Linked DNA regions of Homo sapiens: region 1 is linked to region 2. Evidence: chromatin loops called from intact Hi-C (ENCODE). Cell type or tissue: Calu3. All regions are shown on one strand. Links, peaks and the distances in the headings refer to the core of each region. The heading gives the core; the rest is flanking DNA.

The links. A loop is a pair of places that touch in the nucleus more often than their neighbours do. Peaks named below come from ENCODE experiments on the same cell type or tissue, not always from the same donor. Only the 100,000 strongest peaks of a DNase experiment are listed, where the experiment ranks them.
Region 1: it touches region 2 in a loop (11-fold over the local background); 87 of 110 quality-filtered maps call a loop at or near these places.

Annotation. Positions count from the first base shown.
Region 1 is chr12:6,184,164-6,201,366 of GRCh38, reverse strand. It overlaps CD9 (CD9 molecule), which reads right to left and starts at 967. Exons shown (of 8, transcript NM_001769.4): 1 at 802-967. The coding sequence starts at 867. RefSeq lists enhancers at 871-1,482, 1,483-2,095, 9,599-10,284, 10,285-10,970 and a silencer at 7,222-7,271. In Calu3, for the core only: a CTCF peak has its summit at 5,513 (motif pointing left); DNase peaks (open chromatin) are centred at 5,516 and 7,251.
Region 2 is chr12:6,060,671-6,065,670 of GRCh38, reverse strand. It overlaps VWF (von Willebrand factor), which reads left to right. Exons shown (of 52, transcript NM_000552.5): 11 at 398-534; 12 at 1,287-1,425; 13 at 2,617-2,717. Among named protein-coding and RNA genes, the nearest start is that of SNORA120, 23 kb to the right of the region's middle. In Calu3, for the core only: a CTCF peak has its summit at 2,361 (motif pointing left); a DNase peak (open chromatin) is centred at 2,330.

The sequences.
Region 1 (17,203 bases), core at 2,528-7,527, 130 kb before region 2:
CACAGGACTCATCCCACTAGAGGCGCAGATAGGTATCTGCCCCCTCCTCTCCCGAACTCTGAGTTCTCTCCAGTGAAGATACTTATCGTCCTTGAAAGAAATCAAGACAAGCTAGTCTTTCAGGGAGCTACCAGGGAGTTCGGCGCTCTCACGGTGGCTCAGAATCAAAGTCTGAGGGAACGGGGGCCTGCGAGGTTCCTCCTCAAGGGTGGAGGGGCCCCCGACTCTCAGGGACTGGGTCCCGGGGCCGGACCCGCGGCCGAGGCACCCCTGCCGCTCCTGCGTAAAAGTGAGAGCCGCTCTTGGCTGAGCTCTCGCCGTGCCCGCACCCTCCCTTCCTGGCGCCCCCTACTACCTGGGAGACCCCACCCGGTCACAAGCCATACTGCTCACCACAGTCCTCCTTGGCCTTGGCCCAAAGAGGGGTGCTCCGCTTCTCCCTGCCTTCCTCTCTGGCACTCGGAGGGACTTGAGCTGGGAGCAGACACACACCCCAGCTCAAATCCTAGGCGAGCTAAAGTGCTCAGGACCCTCCCGCACGCCTCATCTCAAGAGGGCCCGGCTCCCCACGCCGGCTGGGCGGTGATGAGCCCCCACCCGAATGCGCCCGTCGCGGCCGTCCCGCCCGGCTCTGGACCCGGCCTTGGAGCCAGCTGGCAGCCGCAGGGCGCTCTCTCTTCCCGCCCGGTGCCTGCCCGGTGCGGGCAGTGCCAGCTGCCGGCACTCGCGGCCGCGGCCAGTGTCCGGGGCCCGCGAACAGGTGGGCCCTGAGAGGAGCGCGCGGCAGTCGCGCTCACTCACCCAGAAGATGAAGTTAAATCCGAACAGCAGGTATTTGATGCACTTGGTGCCTCCTTTGACCGGCATGGTGAGGGCTAACTTAGCCTGGGCCGAACGGGTGCGGGACTGGGGGGCGCGCGCAGCTGGGACTGGCGGGACCTGGCGCTGGATACAGATGCAGGCGGCTGTAGGCTGGTCTCCGGCTGCACTTTTAAAAAGTGCCACTCCTTAGGGCGCGCGACCCGCTGCGGTGCGCATGTGCCGGGAAAAGCCGCCCCCACTCCCCCCGCCGGCCACGCCTCCCGCCCCACCGGCCCCGCCCGGGCCGCACCCCCCCCGCCCCCCGCCCCCGCCCAGGTCGGCGAGCCCCGGCCCCAGCTGCCCCGCGGAGCCCGACCCTCTCCCTGTTTCCCCGCCTAGTCGCCCTAACCCCCACCCGCCACCCACTCCTTCTTCAAGCCGTCTTGGGGTCTTTGCAGGCAGCCACTCCCTGCCACTTTTACCGCGGACTTACGTGGAGGCCTCGCCCTTCCGGTTCCCCCGCGTTTGGTCTGGGCGCCGGACCGGGCGTTCTGCTTTGGGAGACTCTTCCCCGGGTCGTCAGGGCTAAAGGCCCCTTGGCCAAGGCCTGCTGCCAGAGTGAGGGGCCCTTCTGCTTTGCGAGGATTTAAAGGGAAGCCGCCTGGCTTAATTTCGCCCTCGTCTGTCTCCTTGCAAACCTTCGCTCGCTGACCATACTTTTCATTGGGCACAGCATGTGGGGTAGGAGGAATTAGAAGCGCGCAGTCTGGGTGGGATGACAGATGGGAGGCTTTTGGAAGTAATTAGCAAATACCTATCACCGAATAATAACACAGCTGAGGGCTGGGCAGTCCCCAAGCGCTTCCTGCACTTGAGGTTTAGTTGCCCCAGAGGGAAAAAGGGTCTGTAGACGGCTTCTGTTTTCTCTCTACTCCTCCACCCCACCCTCCCTCCTGCGTCTTTGGACTTGCTCGCTGCTGCCTTGAACTGCTCCAGATGCCGAGCTCGGAGCGCTTCTCCTGAGCTCACAAACTTTCTGTAGCTCTCCAGATTCAAGGACCTAAGTCGAAATTCCTCGTCTTGCCCTCAAGGCCCTGTACAGAGCACTGATCTGACTTCTCCCGGACCCAGAGCCCACCCCACTCGCTGGCCGGCATGCGCCCTGGCTGGCTGGCCCCCCCCCAACGTCACTTGTAGGAATTCTGTGGGTCTTTAAACACTCCTTTCCTGATTCTCTGGAGTGGACGAGGAGAGTCACCTTCTTTTGAAGTCCCCGAATCCCTTTGTATTATTTTCAAAATGAAGTTTCCTTTACTGTCCTTTATGATTACAAAAGCAAGATACAGTCATTACAGAAACAACCGAAATACCAAGAAGTGAAAGGAACAGACCTCAAAATTCTGCTCACCAGAAACAGCCACTGTTAGCACATTGCTGTTATTTGCCTGTTTATTATCAGTAGACTTGTCTCATTGGTTCAAAAACATTTTTCAGTATCTATTAGGGTATTTCATTAGGGGTAGGAGCTGAAAAACATGGATTAGTCCTTGTTTCTGCTCAGGGACCAGTGTGGGAGGAGACAGGCAGCCAGACAATGGTTTGAGGGTGATAGGTGCAGTTACGGGGAGAGGCTTGGGGGCTAAGAGGCTAAGGAGAGGCCTCTGACCCAGACTGGGAGATGATGCTGCAGAACCACAGGGAAAGTTGCCGCCAAGGGAGAATCCTGGGCAAAGGCTGGGGCAGGGGCTGTCCGGGCTCTGGGCTGGAGCCTGGAGTCACGGGGTAGTTTGTGGGAAGGTGAGAAAGAGCCTTGTGCTCCTGGACTTTGCACTCTGAGCATTAGGGGCCACCGAAAGGTTCAAGCAGGGGAATGGTTGGATCTGCTGTGTTTTCAGAGGTTCTCTGCCTGTGTTTTAGGTAGTTGGGTGGGGGAAGGCCGGAGGGGCAGGTAGGAAGCCCCTTGAGGACCAGGACCATTGTTGGCATCTCCAGTCCTTGGCTCAGTGCTTTACGGGATTGCATGGAACATGGAGATGTTGTATTTGGGGAGACGCAATCAGGTAATATGAGGGGAGCAGTGGTAGATGAAAGTTGAGCTGAGGACCAGGTGCAAATCTGCTAGGAGGCTGTGGAGTAGTTCAGGTGAGAGAAGAATGAATGAAGGCGGGGCAATGGGATAAAGCCTAGAGAAGGCAGGGCAAAACCCCATGAGGTGTCAGGCCGGGAAGGGGAGGGAGAGATCAGAGGCAGAGCAGCAGAAGCTAGTAACAAGTAGGGGCACAGGGCACATCCCCACGTCAATCTGAGTCCGAGAGGCTCCCCAGAGCAGGGGACATTGCAGCAGCTGACTTGACTTGGGAAGGTGGAGTCAGTAGTCAATGCGGAGGAGGGAATTCCAAGAGGGAACTGGATATGCAAAGACACAGAAGCGGGCAGCTGGCTGCACTGGGGAAACAACCGATAGTGGTACATGGGGAGGAAGGAGGACAAGGAAGGAGAGGCAGGGCCTAAACTGAGCCTAATGCCAAGAGGACAAGCAGAGGAATTTTGGTGATGCTTGACTTTACACATCCTAACCAGTGTCCAGGATGATTCCAGCACAGGGGAGGAGTGTGAAGCACCCTGGAGGGTGGGAAGGAGGCCGGAAAACAGTCAGTGTTCCATTGTGCCCTTTTGGGCCTGCGTCCATCTATCTTGGGAGACAGGTCTTAGGAAAAGAAAGATTTTATTGCATCTCCCCCTTCTCCCAAGTTAACAAGTACTGGTGGGAGGAGTTCAGTAAATATTTAAGTTTATAATAGAAATTACTTATTAGGGTAAACGTGAGTGTTGACAGAGGAAATCCACAGGGAGGCCTTAGAACCTGCCTGCCACAGAAGCGCTGCAGAAACGCTGCCTGTTGCTCCTATTCCTATTATTGTTTACACTGAAGAAAGAATTGGGGTCAGCCTATATAGTTCAGTGCCACATTCGTATAATCAAGGCATCCTTTTTATGTGATGAGAGCATTGGGCCTGAAGTGAGGGGGTCTGAGTTCTACTCTTGGTTCTGACCCTTTGGTCTATGTTAGGCAGGCAGCCTCCTCTCTGGGCCTCAGTCTCCTCACCTGTACAAGAGTATTGTGAAAGGAAAATAAATCTTAGGACCCCAAAATCAATAAGCCAAAGGAAAAAATCAAGCTGGGAACTGCCACAGGCAAACCTGCCTCCCATTCCTAAATAAGATAGCTACAAAGATTTTTTAAAAAGCTATGCACTTCTCGGCCGGGCGCAGTGGCTCACGCCTGTAATCCCAGCACTTTGGGAGGCCAAGGTGGGCGGATCACGAGGTGAGGAGATCGAGACCATCCTGGCCAACATAGTGAAACCGCATCTCTACTAAAAATACAAAAATTAGCCAGGCATGGTGGCGCATACCTATAATCCCAGCTACTCGGGAGGCAGAGGCAGGAGAATCCCTTGAACCAGGGAGTTGGAGGTTGCAGTGAGCCGAGATCGCGCCACAGCACTCTAGCCTGGCGACAGAGTGAGACTCCGTCTCAAAAAGAAAAAACAAAAAAAGCTATGCACTTCTTGTTGGGCGCTGTGACTCACACCTGTGATCCAAGCACTTTAGGAGGCCGACGCGGGAGGATCATGAGGTCAGGAGATCAAGACCATCCTGGCTAACACGGTGAAACCTCGTCTCTACTAAAAATACAAAAAAATTAGCCGGGCGTGGCGGCGGGCGCCTGTAGTCCCAGCTACTCAGGAGGCTGAGGCAGGAGAATGGCGTGAACCCGGGAGGCAGAGCTTGCAGTGAGCCGAGATCGCGCCACTGCCCTCCAGCCTGGGGGACACAGCCAGACTCCGTCTCAAAAAAAAAAAAAAAAAAAAAAGCAGCTATGCACTTCTTTCACAATTTGCCCATGAGGAAATTTCTGGTGGACCCTATGATATTTGCCCTAAAACAGTTCTGTTGAATTTCACCATGACAATGTAAATTGATAGCATATCTTCACAGGTACAGAAAAAAGGACAGAACTCAAAGTCATCCCTCTGCTCACCTGAGACAAATGCATATCTGATTGCTTCCTCCAATGTAAAAATGAAGATTCGCTGTGCTAGACAAGGCATAAGTGACTTATTTCTCTACCCTCCTCTGCCATGTAAATTGTGCATTCAGTGAGAGGATGATCAGTGACTCAAAAGAATGCAACCGTTTGTTTCTTACCTACCCACACCTTAAAAAAACTTTCTTCCTCTTTCCCCACCAGCCGCCTTTTAAATATTGAAGCCCTCAAAATCATCTTTGCAGAAGGCACAGATCTGCCTCCTGGGCGCCCATCTGTAACCTTGGCAAAATAAACTTTCTAAATTGATTGAGACCTGTCTCAGATACTTTTTGGTTCACAGCATTTTGGATCAGGAGGTGTCTTTCATTCCTCCTGACATTCTGTGTCACAATAAACCCCTGGGCCAAAGTGCATTTGTTACAGACAGTTAGTGCTACAGGCAACCAGGAAGGTGAGCGATGGAAAAATTATGTTTTGCCTTAACCGGAAGAGGAAAATATGGGTAAGCCCCTGAGTCAGAAATCACATGGAAGCAGCCAGGCCTTCCAGGCTTTGTGGTGCTGGAGTGGGAAAGCTTTTCCTCCCTTCCCTCAAGGCGTCCTGTCTCTGGGAAAGAAACCCCAGCTCAGGCTCAGGGTCCACTTTGGCTCTTGTGCCCCCCCTGGTGGTAAGATTTGAACACGCAGAGGCCAGGTGACCTAATGAGCCGTCACACCCATGCCCCAGGTCCCTCCAGCTGTGGGCAATGGCTTTGTAAGGCAACAGGTAGGACCCTCGCTCTCACAGGCCACCAAGGCCCTTCCAGCCACCACACCAGTGGCCATCTTGATTCACCTCCTTCACTTCTAGAAGCTTCTCTCCTGTTCCTCTTTCTAAGCTCAAATACACCACCTTATGAAGCCTTCCTGGAGCACTCCAGTCTTTTTCTCCGTGGATTACCTTGAGTCTCGCATGTGTGATTCTCTGGTCATCATCATCTTCCTTTATGTGTCCACTTCTTGGTAGTGAGCTCCTCGAGGGTGCACTTGCATTTGATTAATTTCTGTGCTCTCCCTAGCTCCCGGTCCCTTCCTGGCCCAGAGCAGGCCCTCTGCAAACATCTGCAGAATGACGGCTGGGCGTGGGGCTTTCTCAGGCCCCTGCCCTTCTCTCTCAGACCTCTCCTGGAGCACTCATCCCCTTTTGTGCCTTCCACCATTTTCTCTGTTTAACTCATCTCTCTGTAAATGCAAGTCCTGATATCCAAGAGCCTGCAGATTTTTTTTTTTTGAGACCAAGTCTCGCTCTGTTGCCCAGGCTGGAGTGCAGTGGCTCAATCTCGGCTCACTACAACCTCCATCCCTGGGCTCAAGAGACTCTCTTGCCTCAGCCTCCCAAGCAGATTGAATTACAGGTGTGCGCTGCCATGCCCGGCTAATAATTTTTTTTTTTTTAGACGGAGTCTCGCTTTGTCACCCAGGCTGGAGTGCAGTGGCACGATCTTGGCTCACTGCAACCTCTGCCTCCCGGGTTCAAGTGATTCTTCTGCCTCAGCCTCCCAAGTAGCTGGGACTACAGGCGCACACCACCATGCCCAGCTAATTTTTGTATTTTTAGTAGAGACGGGGTTTCACCATATTGGCCAGGCTGGTCTTGAACTCCTGAATTCGTTATCTACCCACCTCAGCCTCCCAAAGTGCTGGGATTACAGGCGTAAGCCACCGTGTTTTTTATATTTTTTATATTTTTTATATTTTTAGTAGAGATGGGGTTTCCTCCTGTTGGTCAGGCTGGTCTTGAACTCCTGGCCCCAGGTGATCCGCCCACCTCAGCCTCCCAAAGTGCTGGGATTACAGGCGTGCGCCACCGTGCCTGGCCCGTTTCCACTTCTAACGGCCCTCCAAATAGGCCCACGTTCCAATCCCCAAAACTGTGAATGTGTTACTTTCCATGGCATAGCCTGGACCATCCCAGTGGGCCCAGTGGAATCCAAAGGGTTCTTATAAGAGACAGGTGGAAGTGTCAAAGCCAGGGAAGGAGATGTGACGACAGAAGCAGAGGTCGCAGTGATGCACAGCTGTGTGTTGGGGAACAAGGACAGCCTCTAGAAGCTGGAGAAGGCGAAGAAACGAATTCTCCCCTGCAGCTGCCAGAGGGATCCAACACAGCCCTGCCCACCCATTTTAGATTTCAGACCTCTAGAATTGTGAAATAGTAAATATGTGTTACTTTAAGCCACTAAATTTGTGGTTGTTACCGAAGCAATAGGAAATATAGTAATCTCAATGTAAACATCAAGATCAGAATTCATAATCTCCAAGGGCTTTCTAGGCTCGCAGCTGACTTTCTCCTCAGCCCTCCCTGTCTCTAATCAGTCAGCACCAACACCTCCCATCACCTGGGGCTCCTCCTTCCCCCAGCCTCACAGCTGCTTAGTGAATGTGATTCCTGTTTCTTAGCTGTTCTTACGTCATTGCTGGGAGGCACCAGGGCTAAGGCGGGTTGTAGTGATTGAGTGGCAGAGCACAGATCAGACCTCAGAGCTTCTGGTTTCAGTCCAGGGTTGGATCCTGATCTTTTGTTCCCCCTGATGCCCTGCCATCCGCAAGGGGGCTGCATCCTGGAAGCTCATCTGCAGCCCAAACGGCTGTTCTACCCTTGCCCTGCCTCGCTGCTGTTCACCTGCCCAGGATGGACACAACATTGGACCCAGAGAGTCTTGCTGCGTGCGTCCTTGGGGGTGGGCTGCCCTCCTCTCACCCATCACTTCTTTTCCTTGCATTAAGCACACACACACTCAACCTGGAAACTGCCTATGTCCAGTGTGGATTTTATGAAGGTTTCACGGATAGGTGGATGAGGGGTTCCCTCTCATATGCCAGAGAGAACCATTCTAAGAATCCCTCTGGATAGCTCTTCTCAAACGTCCAATCTGTGGCAGCCACCCCTATCATCTGCCCCCCAGCCCAGCCTCAGCCAGCCCCCTGCCCTGTGGATGTCCTCTGCATATGTCTGTGTGGAGCAATTTAGCTCTAAACTTGGCATTTTCCGTTTGTGTCCCCACCTCCCCTCACCCTGCTCAGCAAAACAAATCATGGCTCTCAGGGTCTGTCCTCCTTAGTATATGGGGGTTGGGGGCAGGCGGGGAGCAATTCTAAACAAGCAATATTTAATATCATCCTTTCATCAGACTCCTGAAGCTCAGCTTTACTCTTTCCTGCTCAAAGATCTCCCAACTCCCCTTACCCCTGTTCTACTTCCAAACAATGCTCCCATAGCATTTACCTTCTCACAGAGTGGAATGTTTCCTTGGTATGTGCATTGCTATTTACCTGTCTCCTCCAGCTAGAATGCAAAATCCGCATGGCTGTTCTGTTCTCTATGTATCCCAAGGGCTTTGAACAGTGCCTGACATACAGTAGGTGCACAATATTTATTGAATGTATGGAAAGCCGATGTCTCAATTGTAAGATCATCATACAGGCCCTCTGCTCTCTCGCCTTAACCTCTGTTTGCAAATCTGTTCACTCTTTTGGAATACCACATGCATCCCCAGCTCTATGCCTGGGTCCCCACCTCTTCTTTCCGAAGCCCAAGCTCTTGGCACTTCCTCCTTTCTGCCCTTCAAGCAGCCTGCACCATCTCTGAGGCCAGCCCAGCCCCTGCCTTCCCCAGCACCCTCAGTCATCTTAGTCTGCTCTGATCCTCTTTCTCAGGACACTCCTGTAGCAACTTCTTTCTGAATCATCCACTAGACTCTTACAAGATTTGTCCTGGGTGATAATTTCAGGTTTCATGCATCTGTTTAAAAGAGTTGGCTGGGCGGCCGGGCGCGGTGGCTCACGCCTATCATCTCAGCACTGTGGGAGGCTGAGGCGGGCGGATCACGAGGTCAGGAGATCGAGATCATCCTGGCTAACACAGTGAAACCCTGTCTCTACTAAAAATACAAAAAATTAGCCAGGCGTGGTGGCGGGCGCCTGTAGTCCCAGCTACTAGGGAGGCTGAGGCAGGAGAATGGCGTGAACCCGGGAGGCAGAGCTTGCAGTGAGCTGAGATCACACCGCTGCACTCCAGCCTGGGCGACAGAGCGAGACTCCGTCTCAGAAAAAAAAAAAAAAAAAAGATTAGCTGAGCGTGGTGGCAGGTGCCTGTAATCCCAGCTACTCAGGAGGCTGAGGCAGGAGAATCGCCTGAACCCAGGAAGCGGAGGTTGCAGTGAGCTGAGACTGCGCCACTGCACTCCAGCCTGGTGAGAGTGAGACTCCGTCTAAAAAAAAAAAGATTAGCTGGGCATGATGGCGGGTGTGGGGAAAAGAGAGATCAGATTGTTACTGTGTCTATGTAGAAAGAAGTAGACATAGGAGACTCCATTTTGTTCTGTACTAAGAAAAATTCTTCTGCCTTGAGATGCTGTTAATCTCAATGTCAAACTCAGGGTTAAATGGATTAAGGGCGGTGCAAGATGTGCTTTGTTAAACAGATGCTTGAAGGCAGCATGCTCCTTAAGAGTCATCACCACTCCCTAATCTCAAGTACCCAGGGACACAAACACTGCGGAAGGCCACAGGGACCTCTGCCTAGGAAAGCCAGGTGTTGTCCAAGGTTTCTCCCCATGTGACAGTCTGAAATATGGCCTCGTGGGAAGGGAAAGACCTGACTGTCCCCCAGCCCGACACCCGTAAAGGGTCTGTGCTGAGGAGGATTAGTAAAAGAGGAAGGAACACCTTTCTGCAGTTGAGACAAGAGGAAGGTGGGCAATGGAATGTCTCGGTGTAAAACCCGATTGTATATTCCATCTACTGAGATAGGGGAAAACCGCCTTAGGGCTGGAGGTGGGACATGCGGGCAGCAATACTGCTCTGTAAGGCATTGAGATGTTTATGTGTATGCATATCTAAAGCACAGCACTTAATTCTTTACCTTGTTCATGATGCAGAGACCTTTGTTCACGTGTTTATCTGCTGACCTTCTCTCCACTATTATCCTATGACCCTGACACATCCCCCTCTCCGAGAAACACCCAAGAATGATCAATAAATACTAAGGGAACTCAGAGGCTGGCGGGATCCTCCGTATGCTGAACGCTGGTCCCCTTGAGAGGTGACAGCGTGCTGGCAGTCCTCACAGCCCTCGCTCACTCTGGGGGCCTCCTCTGCCTGGGCTCCCACTTTGGCGGCATTTGAGGAGCCCTTCAGCCCGCCGCTGCACTATGGGAGCCCCTTTCTGGGCTGGCCAAGGCCGGAGCCGGCTCCTTCAGCTTGCAGGGAGGTGTGGAGGGAGAGGCGCGAGCGGGAACCGGGGCTGTGAGCGGCGCTTGCGGGCCAGCTGGAGTTCCAGGTGGGCGTGGGCTTGGCGGGCCCCGCACTCAGAGCAGCCGGCCCGCCCTGCGGGCCCCGGGCAATGAGGGGCTTAGCACCCGGGCCGGCGGCTGCGGAGGGTGTACTGGGTCTCCCAGCAGTGCTGGCCCACCCGCGCTGCGCTCGATTTCTTACTGGGCCTTAGCTGCCTTCTCGCGGCGCAGGGCTCGGGACCTGCAGCCCACCATGCCTGAGCCTCCCACCCACTCCGTGGGCTCCTGTGCGGCCGAGCCTCCCCGATGAGCGCCGCCCCCTGCTCCACGGTGCCAAGTCCCATCAACCACCCAAGGGCTGAGGAGTGTGGGCGCAGGGCGCGGCACTGGCAGGTAGCTCCACCTGCAGCGCTGGTGCGGGATCCACTGGGTGAAGCCAGCTGGGGTCCTGAGTCTGGTGGGGATGTGGAGAACCTTTATGTCTAGCTCAGGGATTGTAAATACACCAATCGGTACTCTGTATCTGGCTCAAGGTTTGTAAACACACCAATCAGCACCCTGTGTCTAGCTCAGGATTTGTGAATGCACCAATTGACACTCTGTATCTAGCTGCTCTGGTGGGGCCTTGGAGAACCTTTGTGTCGATACTCTGTATCTAACTAATCTGGTGGGGAGGAGGAGAACCTTTGTGTCTAGCTCAGGGATTGTAAACGCACCAATCAGCGCCCTGTCAAAACAGACCACTGGGCTCTACCAATCAGCAGGACGTGGGTGGGGCCAGATAAGAGAATAAAAGCAGGCTGCGTGAGCCAGCAGTAGCAACCCGCTCGGGTCTCCTTTCACGTGGTGGAAGCTTTGTTCTTTCACGCTTTGGGTCTGCACTGCTTTTATGAGCAGTAACACTCACCACGAAGGTCTGCAGCTTCACTCCTGAAGCCAGTGAGACTATGAGCCCACTGGGAGAAACGAATAACTCCTAGACTTGCTGCCTTAAGAGCTGTAACACTCAACGCGAAGGTCTGCAGTTTCACTCCTTAAGCCAGCAAGACCACAAACCCACCAGAAGGAAGAAACTCCAAACACATCTGAACGTCAGAAAAAACAAACTTCAGACGCGCCACCTTAAGAGTTGTAACACTCACCTCACCGCGAGGGTCCGTGGCTTCATTCTTGAAGTCAGTGAGACCAAGGACCTACCAATTCCAGACACACCCTGGGCCCCCTTTTTTTCTTTCTCTACACTTTGTCTCTGTGTCTCTTTTCCAAGTCTCGTTCCACCTAATGAGAAGTGCCCACAGGTGTGGAGGAGCAACCCATCCCTTCAGGCAGGTGCCTGTAATCCCAGCTACTCAGGAGGCTGACGCAGGAGAATTGCCTAAACCCAGGAAGCGGAGGTTGCAGTGAGCTGAGATGGTGCTATTGCATTCCAGCCTGGGCGACACAGCAAGACTCCTTCCCCATAAATAAATACTCTCCAGCTAGATTACCAGCTCCTGTTGTACCCACAGTAGGTACCTTCCAGACACTTAATGTAGTAGGTCTGAAGAACTAACACTTGCATGGGTACATAAGATGTAACTAATGCTGTTCTAACTGCTGTATATAAACTCAATCCACAAACAACCCTTTGAGGTTGATAGTTTTACAAATGGGGAAGCCAAGTCACAGGCGGTTCATGCTCTTGTTAGGAAGCAGCAGAGCCGGGATGTAAACCCAGGTGGCCTGGTTCCAGAGCCCAGGTGCTAAGCTGCTGCTTCCTGTGGTAGGTAAATGTGGACTGGCACTACACTGCCGTTTTTGCCCTTTGACTGTAGAGGTGGGTGAAGGGGCTGCAGATGACTCCTCAGCAGTTGTGCCATCTTGAAGGTGCCTCCCTGCAAGGCGACTCTGAGTCTTAGGGCTGCTGACAGGTGGTGAGCCTGCAATTGGGTCCTGCCTTTGCTGGTGCTTGTCTGTTCCTCTGAGGCTCGCTTTCCACAGCTGCAGAGCGAGGATGATTACTGCTCTTTCTCCACCATGAGGGGTGGGGATGGGCGGGTATGTGCCCAGGCAGCCTGCCCCTGGCTCAGTGGTAGGCAATGCCAGCCCATGGGTAGCAGCTGCAGCTTCTCTTCACTCTGTGGCTGCTGGCTTCTGTTCTGGTTGGTGGTTCTGGCTTCAGGTGGAGGAGCAGGGACTCTGGGGGCTATGTATTTGTGGTATTTCCTGCGTAAGAGGGTAGAGAAGCTGTAGGCAATTAGCATGGGGCTTGAAATTAGAAGTCACAGGTGCAAGCCCTACTGCATACTTACCTGGGAGCAGAGATGACCTGAGCAAGTCTCTGCTTTTCTGAGACTCCATTTCGTTATCCACAAAATGGGCTTAGTAAAAACTCCTACTTTGCTGTTGTAAGAGAGTCAGATGAAATCCTGGATGTGTAAGTGCTTTGTAAACTATAAGGGTGCTTATAAACTTGATTTTCAATTTTAATCTCAGTACAGGAGTAGTGGACTTGGTTGTTATAAAATGCTAAATAGCCCCAAGGCTTGGAGTCTTGGAGAATGTTGGCAAGATGAGCATTTTCAGCTCTGTCTTCTGAGTGTCTTTGCCCAGCATGCTAGGTCCTGTTCACCCCACATTTACTGAGCACCTGAGTGCTAGGCTGTGGGAGGTGCCCAGGATAAGCCACGCCCTAGTTTTGCTCATGAGAAACTCACCTCCTAACTGGTGATATAGGATGTGGTGGACGCCAATCATTAGATGGTAACAAGGCGAGGAAGAGTTAGGGAAGTGAGGAGTTGCAGGGGTCCAGATATCTGAGAGCAGGACTGACCAGGCAGCCGTAGCAAGACACAGGTGGGGACAGGGCAGTGCTGGGGGCCACTGGGCTCAGCTCTATGCCTGCTTCCCATTTCCACACAGCTTAGCCTAAGCTGGTCCTGAGAAGGTTTTATTCATATCAAAGGGCAAACGAAGTTGCTGAATCTATCTTGCTGACAGTTTCTTTGTGTCTCATATAATGTTTGGCTGATGCTCCTGAAACTATAAGCACCCAGAGGCAGGGTCGCTGTCTCTCCCAGCTGTATCTGGGGTGGGTTGGACAAAGGTCCCCCTAGAGGGCCAGTGTGTGTGTGCACACGTGTCTGCATGTGTGTCTGTGTATAAGAGATGGGACTTTCGTCTGTAGGTTCAGGTAGATATGGGCAGGTAAAATACAGTGAAGGTAAGAAGCTGTCACTAATGTCTACCTGTGGCCTGTGGGAAGGGTTTAGAGAGAGGGAGAATATGGCCATGGAGTCACTGCCTAAAGACAAAGGAAGTCTGAACCTCATTGTGTGGCACGGGCCTTTGTAAACCAGCCTCTGCTGACGTCCAGCACCTGATTTCCCACTCTGGCACCTTATATGCTCTAGCTGGTTTTATTTGTTTATTTTTGAGACAGGGTCTCACTGTGTCACCTAGGCTGGAGTGCAGTGGTGAGATCATGGCTCACTGCAGCCTCGATCTCACAGACTCAAACGAGACTCCCATTTCAACCTCCCAAGTATCTGGGACTACAGGTGCACGCCACCACCCCCAGCCAATTTTTGTATATTTTGTAGAGATGGGGTTTTACCATGTTGCCCAGGCTGGTCTCCAACTCCTGGACTCAAGGGATCTGTCCGCCTTGGCCTCCTGAAGTGTTGGGATTGTAGGTGTGAGCCACTATGCCTGGCCTGCTCTAGCTTTTAACAGCTCTACTTCCCTAAATACCTCGAACTCTCTTTCTTTCCCTCCCTCCCTCCTTTCCTTCCTTCCTTCCTTCTTCTTCCTTTCTTCCTTTCTCTTTTCCTCTTTCTTTCCTTTCTTTCCTCTCCCTCTGTCACCCAGGCTGGAGTGCAGTGGCATGATCTCAGTTCACTGCAATCTCCACCTCTTGCCAACCCTCTTTCTTAATAAACTTTTAATTTTGGAATAATTTCAGTTTAAAAAAAGTTGCAAAGATAGTGCAGCTTCCTTCTAATGTTAACGTCTTATATAATCGTGGTATATTTGTCAAAACTGAGAAATCAACATTGGTACAATACTGTTAACTAGACTGCAGACTTTATTTAGATTTCATCAGTTTTTCCACTGATGTCCTTTTTCTGTTCCAGAATCCAATCCAAGTTTCCACATTGCATTTTGTATTTTGCATTTTTTTTTTTTTTGGACATAGAGTCTCGCTGTCGCCCAGGCTGGAGTGCACAGTGACACGATCTTGGCTCACTGCAACCTCTGCCTCCCAGGTTCAAGTGATTGTCCTGCCTCAGCCTCCTGAGTAGCTGGGATTACAGGCACCTGCCACCAGGCCTAGCTAGTTTTTGTATTTTTAGTAGAGACCGGTTTCACCATGTTCGTCAGGTTGGTCTCGAACTCCTGACCTCAGGCAATCTGCCCGCCTCAGCCTCCCAAAGTGCTGGGATTACAGGTGTGAGCCAATGCGCCCGCCCTGTATTTTGCATTTTTTTAAATTCTCTGGACTCACTGGGCTCATTTCCTATTTCTCTGTTTTTGACCCTGTCATTCTCTTTCTCTACAATAACTTTCTTGTTTCCAGCAAACTCCTATTCATCCTGCAGAACTCCTCTCTTAAATTAGGGATAATGTTGGGAACTTGGTAGGATTGGGGTTTTGGGATCTGGCTGTTAACAATATTAATTGACACTCCCTTTTCCATACCCAGGATCTCATTTGATGCTGCTTCGGTTTTTATTGTGCCCTTCTTTATGCAAATACAAGCAAACACTAATAGATGTTATTCGCCATTCCACCTCTCCCAGCCGTGGTTACTAGAGGGAATGTGTTTAGAGGTGGCTCTCACAGGACTGTGCAGGTGGCTGGTGGCAGAGCTAGAGTAGGACTTGGACCTCCCGACTTCCAGTTTAGCCAACCCCTCCCCCGTCCTGCACATTCTGCGCATCTCCATTTTTCCCGGTTGTCCAATCTGGGCACGCTTTGGTTTAACACCTGGGTCTAGGAGTGTGATATGGCTCTGATGGAGGGATGGTGGGTTTCCTGTGGCTCTCCCACCCTACCCACATAGAGTGACTGCAGCACTCTTGACTTTGGGGACTTTCCTCAGGGCTAAATTGTATCGCTGGCATTCCCACCACTTCCCCACCCACCTCCAAGCAGGCCAGGAAGCCAGAATGTCAGAGCCTAGACTCCCCAAGTCTGTTCACCACGTGTAGCTTTGGTGGGGCCTTCTGCCTCCCATCCGCTCCAGCCCAGAGCTCCACTGAGGCTTCCCCTCACCCACCACTTTTTGGGACCCCTTGGGAGCCTTATCTCCATGAAGCATTAGATTTTTATTTTAAATTTCATTTAAAAATAGATCATTTGTTTATATAACTGAAAAATAAAGATACAAGAGAGGGAAACGTGTTTCTCCTGGAAACTGTTAATCTGTAACAGAGATTTAGGAGTTCTGTCCACCAAGGGCAACGTGTGGGCCTGATTCTTGAATCCTGATGCAGACAGACCAGTTATTAAAAAAAAGGTTTTGTAGGCAGTTAGGGAAATTTAAATATGGACTAAGGACTAGATGATGTTAAGGAAATATTGTTAACTTTCTTACGTGTGATGATGGCATTGTGGTTATGTGTTTTTTGTTTTTGTTTTTTTTTCTCTCTGAGACGGAGTCTCGCTCTGTCGCCCAGGCTGGAGTGCAGTGGCGCGATCTCGGCACACTGCAAGCTCCGCCTCCCGGGTTCACGCCATTCTCCTGCCTCAGCCTCCCCAGTAGCTGGGACTACAGGCGCCCGCCACTACGCCCAGCTAATTTTTTTGTATTTTTAGTAGAGACAGGGTTTCACCGTGTTAGCCAGGATGGTCTCGATCTCCTGACCTCGTGATCCGCCCGCCTCGGCCCCCCAAAGTGCTGGGATTACAGGCATGAGCCACTGCGCCCGGCCATGGTTATGTTTCTGAGAAAACCGTATCTCTTAGAGATACACGCTGCAGTTTTTATGGGTAGAATGATATGATGTCTGGGATTTGCTTTAAATTGTTCAGTCCCCTTCCCAAAAAGTGGAGAGATAAAATGCAATAAGAATGCAAAATCGTTGATGCTGAGCGATGAGTATATGGGATTCATTATACTGTTCTCTCTACTTTTGCGTGTGTTTGAACACTTGCATAACGACAGCAAAAATCTCCATCCAGTCTTGTCCCCATCAGGCTAGCTCTTCCCCAATACTGGTTCCTTAATGTATCCTTCATTATGCAAATACTAGTATATATTGTTATTCTCCCCATTTAAGAATTTTTTAACACCAGAAGAAGCACCTTGCTACTGATTCGGCACCTTGCTCTTTTCTCTCTCTCTCTCTTTTTTTTTTTTTTTTTAGTAGAGTTTTGTTTGTTTGTTTTTAGTAGAGACGGGGTTTCACTGTGTTAACCAGGATGGTCTCGATCTCCTGACCTTGTGATCCACCCGCCTTGGCCTCCCAAAGTGCTGGGATTACAGGCGTGAGCCACCACACCCAGCCAATTTTTTTGTATTTTTAGTAGAGATGGGGTTTTGCCATGTTGGCCAGGCTGGTCTTGAACTCCTGACCTCAGGTGATCCGCCCGCCTCAGCCTTCCAAAGTGCTGAGATTACAGGTGTGAGCCACCGCGCCTGGCCTCTTTTCTCTCCTTTTTATATGGCTGGCAGGATAATGGCCCCCACAAAGGTGACCACACCTTAATCCCTGCCAGGTGTGCATGTTACCTTACTTGGCAAAAAGAACTTTGCAGATGTGATTAAGGACTTTGAGATGGGGAGAGTATCCTGAATTATCCAAGTGGGCTCAATCTAATCCTATGGATCCTTAAAGTCAGATAATCTTTCCTGGCTGTGGTCAGAGGGAACTGGGACAAAGGGTTAGAGAGACATGACAATGGTGGCTTTGCAGACAGAGGAGGGGCCAGGAGCCAAGGAATGCAGGCAGCCTCTAGAAGCTGGGAAAGGCAAGGAAAGGGATTCTCCCCTGCAGCCTCCAGAGGGGAACACAGCCCTGCCCACACTGAGATTTTAGCCCAGTGAGACCCACATGTCAGACTGCTGACCTCCAGAAGTGTGCAATAAATAT
Region 2 (5,000 bases), core at 1-5,000:
TGGCACCAGTCTGAGGCTGGTGTGGCCCTGATGCCAGCAGGTAGCGTGGGACATGGCAGTGAGCTGTGAGGGAGGAGGGGAGGCTGCAGGGAGCCTGGAAGCAGGAGCGTGGGTTCCTGCGTGGTTCCACCACTGACTGAGTGTGGCTCTGTCACCTTCCTTAGTTGCCCCATCTGTAAAATGAGGCCTTGACCTGAATGACCCAGCTCTGACATCTTGCAGTTTTAGGAGCAGGAACCGAATTTTCTCGTAGAACTTGTTTTTAGACTGGTTTGGGCAAAGGACGTCCATGCAGTTTTGGGGAAGGGCACCCTGCTTGCATATGCATTCCACCTTGGCCACCCCAGGGGAAGTGCCCTCACCTCCCATTCTTCTCCCTTCCTCTGTGTCTCTCCAGGGGAGTGCCTTGTCACAGGTCAATCACACTTCAAGAGCTTTGACAACAGATACTTCACCTTCAGTGGGATCTGCCAGTACCTGCTGGCCCGGGATTGCCAGGACCACTCCTTCTCCATTGTCATTGAGACTGTCCAGGTGAGCTTTGCCAGCCCGGCTGCTGGTCGGGTGGTAGCCCAAGGTGCTGCATAGCTGCTAGGCTGAATGGGCAGTCCCTGGAAGGCGTGGGGCATTGCTTTCTGTGCATGAGGGAGGTCTCTTCCAGACTTCAGTTAGCTCCTCATTCATCCAGAAACCCAGCCCATCCCCTCTCTCCCTAGATGCTGGCGGAAGGCATCCTGCCCTGACAATAATGCCTCCTCAGGGCTGGCTCAGCTCCCCACCCAGTGGACGCATCCTGCTTGGGTCTAGCCTGTTGCCCCCATAACTAACCCTCTGATGTTTGGAGCTGGGGATGGCTGGGGTGGGGGCAAAGAGGGCTGGTCTTCTCTTCTGAACTCTGTGGTACATGTGTGGCTTCCTTTCTGTAGGGATGGAAGCAAAGATGAGGACGAAGAGAATGCACAGGGCTTTCCTTGAGGATCAAAGTCTTTGATTCTCTTTGGAACAGTAGGTCCAAGGAACACGATGAAGCAGAGGCCCATGGTTCTTTATAAGAGACTGGGCCAGGCTGGGAGAAGGCGTGTGCAAGGATGCACTTAGCAAGCCTTCTTGCTGCACAACTCTAGGGGGCCCCATTCACATGGAGTATTCTGGGAGAATGGAGTTGTAGGTTATGAGAAGGCCAGAGGCTCTCGGGTTGAGGCCTTTCTCTGATTAAGAGGGTCCTGGGCTGGGGAGCTGGATAGGCAGGGGGTGCAGCAAAGTCACCCTGTGTTCCCTCTTGGCAGTGTGCTGATGACCGCGACGCTGTGTGCACCCGCTCCGTCACCGTCCGGCTGCCTGGCCTGCACAACAGCCTTGTGAAACTGAAGCATGGGGCAGGAGTTGCCATGGATGGCCAGGACGTCCAGCTCCCCCTCCTGAAAGGTATGCTTCGTCCTGCTCCATCAGGCCTGGGGCTGGCACAGCCCATCCCTTAGCACCCTCCTTCTCAACCCTGGCCACTGTCCTTAAGGACCTGCATGCCTCTTCCATGGGAATGTGATGGAGAGTTATTTTTGGAGGGCAGGGTGGGGTGCTTGGCATGCATCCCTCCAAGAAAGGAAGGCTTCCTGGAGGAGGAAGACTAGAGAAGGAAGCCTATAGATGAAGAGGTTGCTCTAGACCTGGGACAGAGTGTAGATGGGAAAAGGGAACCGAGAGGATTTTTATTTGGCTTGAACCAAAGGGGCGAGTTGAGTCTTGGGCAGGTGGTTCTGGTTTGCTCTGGGGTGGGACAGGGGCAGAGGCTGATGCTGAGAGATCGGGGGTGGCTGGTGATGTCACACCAGAGGATGCCACTTGGGGCGAGGCCAGGTGACCCTCTGGCCTGTCTAGAGGTAGCAAAAAACCTACCTGTCCAGTATCTTCACCTGGGTTGCACTGTGCCGGTCAAAGCAAACCTGCTTTTGCATGGTAAAGCTCCCAAACTTCACACTCAAAGTGGCTCTCAGACTCTTCCTTCTTCTCCACAACTGCTGGCCACTTTGTCGCCCATTATCCTAGCATTGCACACAGCGGATGAACTTGGGCTAGTGGGTACCCAGCACGTCCATGGGTGTTATGCTGTGTGTCTCCTTATAAGATATGTTTGTTCCCCCAGGGCAAGGGGTGTGCTCCTATCTGTCGCCACCTTCCCACAGAAGCAACAATTGCTGTATTCAGTGTCGTACACAGCATCGCTCAGACATGAGGTGGTGTGCAGTGGCAGAGTGTCCCAGGCACATTCAGATGTCGTGGTGTCAATGCTAAAGAGATCCCCCTCTGCTCCAGGGCACCTGCCTACAGCCCAGGATGCAGGAGCCTCTGCCTCCCTCCTGTGGCAGTAGGGGGAATGGCAGGTCATAGCGGGGGGTGCAGAGGCTTCTTCCTGGGGGACCCTATTTGCGCTCTGTCCACCTTGATCACCCTTCCTCCTGACACCCCCTTAAACCTCATGGCCACCCCATCTGCCCCTAAGTCATTGCTCTTCAGTGCTACCATCCTTTTGAGACACCCCATTTCCTCCCAAATACATCTGCCTGCCACCACCCTGTCCTCTCCCCACCTCTGCCTGAGTCCTGTCCTGCTGGGTTCCAGGTGACCTCCGCATCCAGCATACAGTGACGGCCTCCGTGCGCCTCAGCTACGGGGAGGACCTGCAGATGGACTGGGATGGCCGCGGGAGGCTGCTGGTGAAGGTAGGTGCCCTCACGGGGTACTGGCTCCCTGCGGCCCGACCCTTACAAAGTACCCCTTGTGCTCTGGGTAGAATGGCTTTGTGTGGTGGGAGAAGAATTCCTTTCTCCTCATGGCCTACACCCCCAGAGCGAGAAACAGGCCTCTCTTGTTTATGAGGCTGGTGTTTGTTTTCTGGATGCCCCTTCTTGGCCCTGGGGATTCTTCCTGCTGGGCTCTGCTATCCCAAGGGCCTCTAGACTGGGGTGGGCTCTTGTGGGGCTGGGGAAGGAGCAGGTTTGCTGTCCAATCTCCCGGCTGAAACAAGGCCCGGGAGCAGGGGTGTCTCCCTGGGTGCCCACTGTGGGCAGTAAGGGAAGAGCCAGATTGGCACTCTCAGCTAAGAGAAAGCCTGCCCGGGAAAGGTTGCTCAGGAAACCACCAGATTCTTCCCCTGGACACTGGGACTCTGCATGTGTGGGCCACTTCCTCTTGTTCTTGGTGGTCCTGGAATCACACTGGATAGCAATCCATACTTTTCACTGTTTCTCTGGAAATGACCCTGGCAGGTGGACAGTGCAAATATTACTGCCATTTTATAAATGAGGCAACCAGGGCACAGGAAGTGGAGGGATGGTGCAGCACTCCAGAACTTCCAGGGCTAGGATAGACTCCTCTGATCAGAGGACTGATCCCACTCTGACCCCCACCAACCGTGTCATGGCAGAGCGAGGATTAGTTCTCTGCCTCATGCCTTTCCCATCAGAACAAAAAGTGGTTCTCGCTTTTTGGTCTTGAATGCCTTTACACTCTTAAAAATTATTGAGGACCTCAAGATCTTGTAGGAGGATTATATTTATTGGTATTTATCAGATTGAAAATTAAATTAGAGACATTTAAAATATGTATTTATTAACTCATTCAAAAATTATAATAATAAACCCACTACACATTAATATAAACATCACTGTTTTGGGGAAAAGTAACTGTTTGCCAGAACAAAAATAAGCAACAAGAATAATACCACTGCTGCACATTTCTGCAAATTTCTTTAATGGCTGGCTTAATAGGAGACAGCTGGGTTCTCATATCTACTGCTGCATTCAATCTTTTGCAATATTGCATGTCATGTGGCCTCTGGAAAATTCCACTCTATACTTGTAAGAGAATGAGGAGGGAAAAGGCAAATAGCGTCTTCATAGTATTATGAAAGTAGTTTTGGTCTCGCAGACCCCTTGAAAGTCTCAGGGACCCCTATGGGTCTCAAGACCACACTTTGAGAACCACTGCGCTAGATTATGCCTGGGATCCCTGGAGAGCCTCCTCCTGCCTCCTGGGGTCCTGTATTCCACAGGGTCCTTGCTATAATCCTGGGTGGCAGGGGCAGGGTGGCAGGTTTCACCCAGGAGATCCTGGCGTCCTCCATCCTCGTGTGGCTATGTTCTTTCTCCTGTCTTAGAGCTCCTGAGGGAATTTCAAACTAACTCCTTTTTTTTTTTTTTTTTCCTTTTATGAAAATAAACCTGCAACCACAGACCATAAAGCAGGAAGGTCTGGGAGATCCTCTTGTCAACCTCCCTTTTCCAGTAGGAAATAAAGAGCCATTATTTCTGGAGCAGGAGTAACTTGCCCTAGGCCTCATGGTCGTTTAGTTACCGGGCAAGGACCAGAACTCGGGTCTCCTGGTTCCTGACCAGTCTTGCCTCCTGCACCCCGGTCTTCAAGGGGGTGCTTCACGTTAGCCAGTTCACTTTCTTTTTGTTTGTTTTGTTTTTTGAGAGAGGGTCTCACTCTGTTGCCCAGGCTGGAGGGCAGTGGCACGATCTTGGCTCACCACAACCTCCGCCTTCCAGGCTGAAGCGATTCTCCTGCCTCAACCTCCCGAGTAGCTGAGATTACAGGTGCCCACCATCATGCCCAGCTAATTTTTGTATTTTTAATAGAGATGGGGTTTCACCATGTTGGCCAGGCTGGTCTTGAACTCCTGACCTCAAATGATCCACCCTCCTCAGCCTCCCAAAGTGCTGGGATTACGGGCATGAGCCACCACGCCCGGCCAGCCAGTCCACTTTCTCAGCATCTTCCCACCTCACAGAGAGGGTGCTCTCCACCCATGCACTTTCTCCCCTTGATCAGCAGGGCCGTAACTTCTCATCCTGGGCAGCTGCCCTTCCTCCCCTCAGGTTTCTTTGGTCTTTGTCTCTCCCCTGAGGAGAAGAGAAGCCAACTTCTTTCTGTGGGAGGGGATGTAGGGTTATCTTTGGGGTGGGTTTGTGTCAGTTTAGCTAACAAGAAGACGTTTCCTT